Regions from separate parts of the Homo sapiens genome. Here region 2 is linked to region 1. The links are chromatin contacts, found by Hi-C or POLR2A ChIA-PET in ENCODE. All regions are on one chromosome and are shown on one strand. The core of a region is the stretch at or near the end of the contact, and the rest is flanking DNA. Distances in the headings are between cores, read along the strand shown. Region 1 overlaps NCOR2 (nuclear receptor corepressor 2). Region 2 has its middle 24 kb from the start of NCOR2.

What was found. Hi-C counts contacts between places; a loop is a spot of excess contacts on that map. ChIA-PET counts read pairs that join two places held with the same protein, here RNA polymerase II (POLR2A). Pooled maps may share reads with other maps.
Region 2: a pooled map shows a loop between it and region 1 (2.2-fold over the local background). The contact joins two enhancer-like sites. A Hi-C loop is called at or near these places in 5 of 37 single-sample maps with no recorded cell type and 5 of 50 pooled maps. POLR2A ChIA-PET finds 5 or more read pairs at or near these places in 1 of 52 experiments (CD4-positive, alpha-beta memory T cell).

What each region holds. Positions count from the first base shown.
Region 1 is chr12:124,493,195-124,497,730 of GRCh38, forward strand. NCOR2 (nuclear receptor corepressor 2) reads right to left here. Exons shown (of 49, transcript NM_006312.6): 3 at 1,953-2,174. The coding sequence starts at 2,057. Among named protein-coding and RNA genes, the nearest start is that of NCOR2, 72 kb to the right of the region's middle. RefSeq lists enhancers at 1,796-2,755, 2,756-3,714, 3,369-3,498. Within about 2 kb of position 1,479, at least 5 of the 41 ENCODE cell types and tissues checked have a DNase peak (open chromatin) inside an H3K27ac peak, as active enhancers do.
Region 2 is chr12:124,589,522-124,593,924 of GRCh38, forward strand. No RefSeq gene overlaps it. Among named protein-coding and RNA genes, the nearest start is that of NCOR2, 24 kb to the left of the region's middle. RefSeq lists an enhancer at 3,824-4,327. Within about 2 kb of position 2,655, at least 3 of the 41 ENCODE cell types and tissues checked have a DNase peak (open chromatin) inside an H3K27ac peak, as active enhancers do.

The DNA.
Region 1 (4,536 bases), core at 229-2,728:
GTGGGAGAGCAGAGGCCACAGCAGCCTGAGGACTCCCCAAGGCTAGGAGCCGGGTGAGGGCGGTTGAGAAGAGTGGGAACCTCCACAGGACAGGACAAGAAACCAGAAGCCAGCAGCACCCCCAGGGCAGGCAGGTTCCCCTCTGGGCAGCTGCAGGTACAGCAACAAGACCAAGGAACGGCAGCAGCAAACGGACAGAGCGGGCTGGCCCTGAGCCAGGCGCCATCTTAAGAACATTCGGCATATCCCCTTTACCCCTCGTGAGAATCTAGGAGACAGGTACTCTCAGTACCCCCACTTTATGGGTGACAAAACTGAGGCTCAGAGAGGTTACGTAACTTGTCCAGTTTCCTACCCTGTGAAATATTTTCCCATTGACAAAATACAGAGCATGATAGTCCCACTCTGGGGTGATCAGGGGAATGCACACAACCATATACACTCAGGGCTTTGAACAACATTTGACCCATAGTAGGTGCTCAGTTAACAAGAGCTCTTCTTTTTGTTGGTGGTGGTGACAGATAAAGACAATGATGACAAAATATAAAATCATTTCCCACTGGGAGTCTATTCCTTAGCCCCAGGCACGCAGTAGGTGCTCAATAAATAGAGGCACGGGGGAGTGGGGGGACACAGAAGCTTGGAGCCCCGATGCTGTGGCAGCCTCCCCACTTAGGGCAATCGCACCTGAGGCCTGTGATTTAACCTCTTGGGCCTCAGTCTCCTCATCTGCGAAGTGGGATGAGAGCGTGAGCTGCTCTTTCACAGGGCCGCCCAGGAGAATGCAATGACTCTGCCCAGGGAACTGCCGTCCTAAGAGGGATCCACAACGCACCCACTGAGGACAGCTGACTCTGCAAAGCGCCCCAGGGGCCCAACCTACAGGAGGCCACTGTGTCAGGGACTCCCCCAGGCAGGGCCAGTGAGCTTATATGCAAAACCTTCTGCTCACTGATGGAAACGTCCTCCCACACAGCTTCCTTTCTGGTTCTCACAAGAGGGGACCACACCAGCCAGGCAGGACAGACACACACACACACGCACACACGCACCCCCACGGTGGCCGGCAGGGTCAGCTTCACTCCAGCTGTGACCTCCAGGCCTCACATCCCCTCACTCAGCAGCCAGGAGGTCACAAGGGGGAGGCCCACAACTCTGAAAGCCGCTTGGCAAACACCCAGAGACATGGTATACAGCAAGCACCCCATAAATGCCAAAGGAGCGAAACCAAGGCCCGTTGTCCTGGCCACACCATGCAGTGAGAGAAGAGGCAGGAAATGGGGCCCCCGCTGGGAAGTGGGGTGGGGTGGGGTGCGGCTTAGGAGACCCGACCAGGGCACACATGTGGGCAGGCAGCGAGGCCCACCTGCTCCCAGGGCAAGCCATCTGCCCTGGCCACAGGGCGGGCTCCCCAAAGACACAGCCAGCACCCTGGACCCTCATGTCAGGGAGGCAGAAACGCAACCTGTGTGGGGCCTCCTCACCTCAGAGCCTCGAGCCGCACCAAGGTGAATACACACGGAACGGGAGGACAGGAAGGAAGGGGAGCTGTGACCTATCCGGCCCCCTTGCCCCCTGGAAGCCACCCCAATCCTACCCAATACTGCGGCAGCGGGGGAGCAGAGGTGAGGCTAGGCTGCAGGAAAGTGAATACAGCAGGAGCTCCACATTCGCGTGCCAATCCCACTACCAGTCCAGAGAGGGCAGAGCCCCAGCTCAGCCTGGCCCCAGCCTCCATCTTCCCAGCTTTAAAATGGGAGCAAAGAGATTTTATCAGATATTCTGGAAAAGGCTTCAGACACCAGGGGTCTCTGTGGCGGCCTCCCCTCTGCCCTGGGAGGCTCAGAGCCACATGAGCCTGGCTCCCAGGAGAAAGGAAGGGGTGAAGACTCAGTGGAATGGAAGAAGGGTCTCAAAGGTAGCCCCAGGCGCACACATGTGCACCCCCTTACCGTGTGCGTCCGGGCGATCTGCACTGGGTAGGAAAGGCTGTGGGGCGGGTAGCGGGGCTCAGTGGCCCTCCACGTCTGTGCCACAGGCTGTGTGGATCCCGACATGGTGGTGGGGGTCGGCGGGGAGCTGCTCCCAGGCCCCAATAAGCTTTCTCTTAATCACCACCAAGGATTAAAAGCCAGTCCTCGTCATCAGCTCACGGGCCACCCCGTCACTGGCACCTGCGGGAAAACAAGAAAAGAAAAACAAGATCAGCCACGGGGCAGCTGGCTCCTCCGTGCACAGGTCCCCGAGTCGTTCCTGTGGTCCCGTGAGGACACGCGAGCACCCAGGGGCCTGCCTGGACCCTCCTCCATCCACTGCCACACTCACCTGTTCTCCGGGAGCACAAGGAGACAGGCATGGCATTCAAGGTCCCTCCGAGCCATGCAAGCCACGCAAGGGACCAGAGGCCTCCTCCCCACCCAGGCCTTCACCCGGCAGGCACAGGGACTCTGCGCTGCCCTCACCACCACCCAGATGGCTCCCAGCCCCCCTAAGCCCATCCAACTTCACTCCATGGCCCCCGGGTTTCTAAGTCACAGGGCAGAATTCCCAGAAAGCACCTGTCCCAGGAGGGGCGGCCGGCAGCAGGGACATCACACACCGCTGTCCCGGGCAGCAGGGACCAGGGCCAGCTCAGGCGGGCCACGGGCCACAGGCCACAGCATGACCTGGGCAAGGCTATGACCCTGTGCAGGAGGCTGACACCATGACATGGGACAGGACTGATATGAGGTTAGCCAGATGCAAACTAGGAGGTGGGATTAGGACATGGAGGGCTACACCAGGAAGAGCCAAGGGCAGAATGACAGCCAGTCGGGCCCTGCAGCCTAGGGATAGGTACCCCAAACGGCTCCTGGGGCAGATACTGGAGCCTTCCACGGGAGAGGATCTACTCGTGGCCACGCCAGAGGAATAACACGAAGCGGGCTAGCAGCTTTACAGATGGAAAAACAGCCCCACAGAGAAGACACGGCCCAGCAAGGGAGCCACGGGGACCCCTACTCCGAAGCTGCCTTTGCCAGGAAACCCCTAAGCACCCCCCACCCCCAACAAGGCTTCTCCCCTTCCTCCGCCAGCCACAGCTCCACGCCACCTGCTGGGCTTACAACAGGGTCCCATCCCAGACCAAGGCCCCCTCCACACTCTCCCTGAACCAGTCCCTCAGAAAAGGTGTGTCCATCAGGTCCTGCCTCATGCAAAGCCCTCTCCAGCACCCCCACAATTGCACACACCCCCCAGAGCTGAGGGAAATGCACCCTGGCACCGGGACCCAGCGCCTGGATGTGGGCCTCCAGTGGCGGAGGACTGAGGCTGCACCACACGAGGTCAGGGGTCAGGAGGGGAAACAGAGCATACCCAGCCCTGCAATTTCATCAGAACACCCCCTCCCCCAACCTGAAGAGGGTAACCGTCCTTCTCCAAGCAGGAAAGCCCTTGGAGGCCTAATGTGGAGGGGCATTGGGAGGAAGGTTAAGGTTGGGGGCCCTGACTGCCTCCCAGGCCCCACCTCATCTCTCATTAGTGTAGACTTGACCCTCCCTCCCTCCCCAGGTGCCAGGGATGGTCATGTGACCCGGTCCTGGCCAATCAGAGTCCTGCATGCTTCTGGGCCAGTGACTGTCTCAAGGATGAGCCTGTGACCCAATAGGAGTCAATGAGAATCTGCCTTGAGACTTTTGCTGCTGGAACCAGGAGAAAGGTGCTCTCTGCTGGGGATCTAAGCTGGGAATGAAAGCCTGGAGCTCTGGGGGCCACCATGCAGCAGGAGCCTGCCTGAGACCCACGCCCACCGGCAGGAAGGCAGGGCGAAAGGGCGGTAAGAGCAGGTTGTGTCCGATGGTGGCTGGAGGCAGGTCGAAGCCTGCTCACTTCATTAGGGGAGCCAGGGCACTCCTTCTGCACGTTTTGTCTTTGGCAGCCCAAGCTGGGTTTCTGTCACATGCCACCAAGAATTCGGGCTCACACAGGGAAAGAAGGAGTCACAGAGGAGGCCACCCCTTCAACTGGCTGCTGTCCATCCTTCAAACACAGAAAAGCCAAGGAATTCCGGAGCCAAGACTGACACATCTACCACCACCTCGGTCCTGCCTGCGTGGGCTTTCCCAGCCCCGAGACAGGATGTATGGCGCAATTCCCGTGAACATGGGAACACGTCCCGCTCCACCATCGCTAAGCTGCGTGGCCTTGGGCAAGTCACTTGCCCTCTCTGAACCTCCAAACACACAGTGTTCCCTAAACATCAGACATTCATGTGCCACCCCCGCGTAGGGACTTTTTTATAGAGATTACCCAGGCGACAGCCGTCTAGCCCCGGGCCTGTCACTTTCATTCAGTTAGGCATAACTTTACATACAAGAGAAGCTTATTATCAGCATAGGTATACAGAAACCCAGTACTATGTGGAATAAATAGGAAGGCATCGGAATCACAAACGCACTCCCACACACATGAAGACGTCTGTGCATATTCCGACTGCCTAAGTCCTCCTGCAAGGACCCCAGGAAAGGCCGGGTGGCGGACAGCAGGCACTCAGCAGCT
Region 2 (4,403 bases), core at 1,405-3,904, 98 kb after region 1:
TCCTTGGGCTCAAGTGAACCTCCCATCCTGGCCTCCCAAAGTGCTGGGATTACAACTGTGAGCCACTGCACCTGGCCCTTATTCCATTTTTAAGGTAATACATGCATATGATAAAATCAGCCCCAAGAGACCCAAACAATATACAATAAACAAAGTCTCCCTTCCTGATCTCCAGCTCCCAGTTCCCATCACCAAGGACAGCCATAGTCATCAATTTTTCCTTCCAGAGATATTTTGTGCATATAACGGGATACATGTATGTACATATATGTGTTTGTATGCATACATGTATGTACATATATGTGTTTGTATGCATACATGTACTGCCTTTTTGTGTGTACATGTGTGGTATAATACACATAACATAAAATTTATCATTAGTGACATCTAGTACATTCACAACCATTGCCATATCTAGTTTTAGAACTTTTTTTTTTGAGACAGTCTCGCTCTGTTGCCCGGGCTGGAGTGCAGTGGTGTGATCTTGGCTCACTGCAACCTCCACCTTCCGAGTTCAAGTGATTTTCGTGCCTCAGTCTCCCGAGCAGCTAGGACTACAGGCGAATGCCAGCGCACCAGGCTAATTTTTGTATTTTTTGTAGAGACGGGGTTTCACCATGTTGTCTAGCCTAGTCTCGATCTCCTGACCTCAAGCCATCCACCTGCCTCGGCCTCCCAAAGTGCTGGGATTACAGGCATAAGCCACTGCACCCCGGCCTAAAACATTTTCATTACTCAAGAAGGAAACCTGTACCCGTTACGCAGCATCTCCATGTCTCCCTCAGCCCCTCTCCAGCCCCCAGCAATCACCAGTCTACTTTCTGTCTCTATGGATTTGTCTATTCTGTACATTTTGTATAAATGGATTCATAGAATATTTGTTTTTCTATATGTGGCTTCCTTCGTTTAGCATAATATTTTCAAGGTTCATCTGTGTTGTAGCTTGCATCGGGGCTTCATTCCTTGTTATGGCTAAAAAATATCCCATCGTATGGATAGACCACACTTTGTTGACCCATTCATCTGTTGATGGACATTTGGGTTGTTCCCACCTTTTGGCTATTGTGAACAGTGTTGCTGTGAACATTTATGTGCAAGTATTTGTTTGAGTACCTGTGTTCAATTCTTCTGGGTATAGCCCTAGGAGCGGAATTGCTAGGTCGTGGGGTCATTCTGTGTTAACATTTTGAGGAGCCACCATGCTGTTTTCCACAGTGGCTGCACCATTTATATTCCTACCAGCAATGCACGAAGGTTGCAATTTCTCCGCATCCTCACCAACACTTGTTATTTTTTGTTTTTTCAAATTATTATTATAACCATCCTTCCTAATGGGTATGAAGTGGTATCTCATTGTAGTTCGATTTGCCTTTTCCTGACAACAAATGATATCTACCTTTTTTACACAAACGCAACCTACTATACACCCTATTTTACCTCTTGAATATTCACTAAGCAATCAGTATTGGAGCTCGTTCTACATCAGTTTATGTAGAATCCACATTTTTTTTTTGAGACCATTGTAGTCCCCTGGATGGATAGACCCTAACTCACCAGCCAGCCCCGGACTGATGGTGATGCAGCGTGCACCCGTCTTCTCGTCCCTCTCAATGCTGTAGTAACTATCTCTGTCTTTGTGCACATTCTGCTGATCTGCATTTCTTTCCAAAAGTCAAGGGCAGTCCCCTCTTTGATAATTTCCATCTGCCAGAGGCCTTCATCTCAGTCTCCGTGGTTGGCGATAAGAACACGGCCACCACCCCACACAACAAACATCCCTGACATTTCTTTATCTCTCTTCCTTTCCTTCCTTTCCTTCTCTTTCTTTCTTTCTCTCTCTCTTTCTTTCTTTCTTTCTTTCTTTCTTTCTTTCTTTCTTTCTTTCTTTCTCTTTCTTTCTTTCTCTCTCTCTCTCTTTCTGTCTTTCTCTCTTTCTTTTCTTGACTGAGTCTTGCTCTGTCGCCCAGGCTGGAGTACAGTGGGGTGATCTCACTCACTGCAGCCTCCACCTCCCAGGTTCAAGTGATTCTCCTGCCTCAGCCTCCTGAGTAGCTGGGATTACAGGCATCCACTGCCACACCCAGCTAATTTTTGTATTTTTAGTAGAGACGGTGCCCTGAAAAATCTCAGAGCAACTCAGCTGTGCCGCAGAGCAAGCCAGCACCAGCCCTGCCATACCCATGTTGGCCACGCTGGTCTCGAACTCCTGGCCTCAAGTGATCCACCGCCTCAGCCTCCCAAAGTGCTGGGATTACAGTATGAGCCACCGCACCCAGCCCATCCCTGACATTTCTGGGCCCTCACTCTCTTCCAGGCACTTAGGCTTCCTGCTTTATTCCATTCACTTCCCCAAATGATTCTTCGAGGTAACTTTTCTTCCCGTCTTTCAGGGAGCAGTCCCTTGGCCAAAGTTTCTCAGGGCTGGTGGGGGTGGCAGGATTCAGCCCTGGCTTCTGGCTTGGCCCGACTCCGAGGCCGTGTCCTCTGCCTCTGGACCCCGCTCTCTTGCTTGGGAATTTGGGGTGTCTGCATTCGGGTGACCCATCATTCCCACTTTGCCCAGGACTGAGGGTCTTCCCAGGATACAGAACCTCAATGCTAAATCCCGGGAAGTCCCAGGCAATCAGGATGAGTTGGTCACCATGGTCTGGAAGGCCTAGCTTTTGTGTTGGGGATGGCTCACCCTGAGTCATTTCTGCCATCCGGCCTTCCTCTGTTGGCAAAAGTCCCAGCCCAAGGACTTTGGTGGGACTTGAACTTCCCACCTTGGCCTCCTGTTCCCTCCCCACACTCTGACCTGCACAACCTCTGCCCCCAGTCTCCCCTCTCCTTCCACACGGCCCCAGCAGGGCACCAGAACCAGCAGCCCCCGCCAAAGGCCCTGCCGTCAGCAAAGAGAACTTGCATCCAGGCCAAACCACCAAAGCTACTGAGTCAAAAAAATGGAGAAAAACTCCACCTCCCATCTCCTCGGGCGCCTCAATTTTCTGCAGTTCCTCCTGCGTCTGTCACACATTTCGGGATGGAAGAAAGCACACAGCGGCCAGGAGTTCAAAGGTATCTGTCTGGGCATTTGTGCCAGGGCAAAGTGACCAGGCAACTCAGCTCTGCCGCAGAGCAAGCCGGCACCAGCCCTACCACACCCATAATAATTCACAGTTCCTCACTCAGACGCCACTTGGGGCTCCAACTTGGCCTCTCCTCACACCGCTGATCCTCCAGCGCCATAATTAGCTTCTTACCACCCACCTTGTGCTAACAACCTTCCCCTTTATTACTGCAAAAGACATTCAAGAAAACGCATAGACCACAGCCCGTCATCCATTTGTAACCTTGAGTATTTATTTTTTTTCAGGGAACCCAGCGAAGATGTAAGTCAAGAGAATTCTCACCCCCATCCCTCATCACTCTCACTCTTCCGAGACAAGTGTCACGATGTGGTGGCTGACAGAGCTTCCCTTTTTGAAGGGCACGGTCTCAGTTCTGCTGGCTCTCAGGCCGGAAGAAGCCGAGGGCGCTGAGTGGGCAGAAGGGGCCCCAGGAAGCCCCTCAGAGGATGGGAAGTGGCGGGGGACAGGGCCACAGGGCTTGCTGTGACCCGGTATGACCTCCTTTTCCTCTTGTCCTGACCAGGACAACCGTGTTCAGAGGTGGGTTCATCTGGCGTACCGGGCTTGCGGCAGATCCTGCTGTTTCTCCACCCACCCGCCTTTCCCTCTCCTTGTTTCCGAAGGAGAGCCTGCCTCTCGCCCCGAGGTTGAACATTCCAGCTCCTTGCTCTCCCCGGCAGGAAGCCCCAATTCTGCCCTGCAGTGGTTGCCTGGACACCCTCGTAACCCAGCTGAGCCTGCACCCCCGGGGCCTGGGCCACTCTGCTGCTCTGTCTTGCACCCTTGACTTCCTTTGAGGGTTGACTCTGGACCCTTAAGCCTCCTCCTTCCTTGCCTGGAGTTTACCCACCTAGGCCGGCCGCCTGGCAAGGACTGGCTGGTGCGGGGCCTGAAAGCCTGGCCCTCGCCTCAAGGTGGGACTGTCTGGGCTGTCACTGATGCCCCAGAGCTCCCGAGGGATCCTTTGCCTGGCTTCTTCCCGTCGTCCCCGTCCTGTTTCCCCACTCTCTTCCCGCCTGTCCCAGACTGCTACCTTCCTAATAAATGGCTTGTACAGAAATCCTTGCCTCAGGCTCTGCCTATGAGGAGCCTGACCACACGCATTCTCTGTGTGGAGAGACCCCCCAGGACCTCTTTTTGTTCCATGGGACCTAACAGGAGTCTGGGGAAGGTTTTTCTCTCCCTGATTGAAGAGTGAGGCATGCAGGGAAGGTTTTCCCACTTCTTTTTCCAGCCTCAAAAACAATCAGATGAAGCAGCTGGCCCCAGTGGCCATTTTGGATGAGGAGGGAA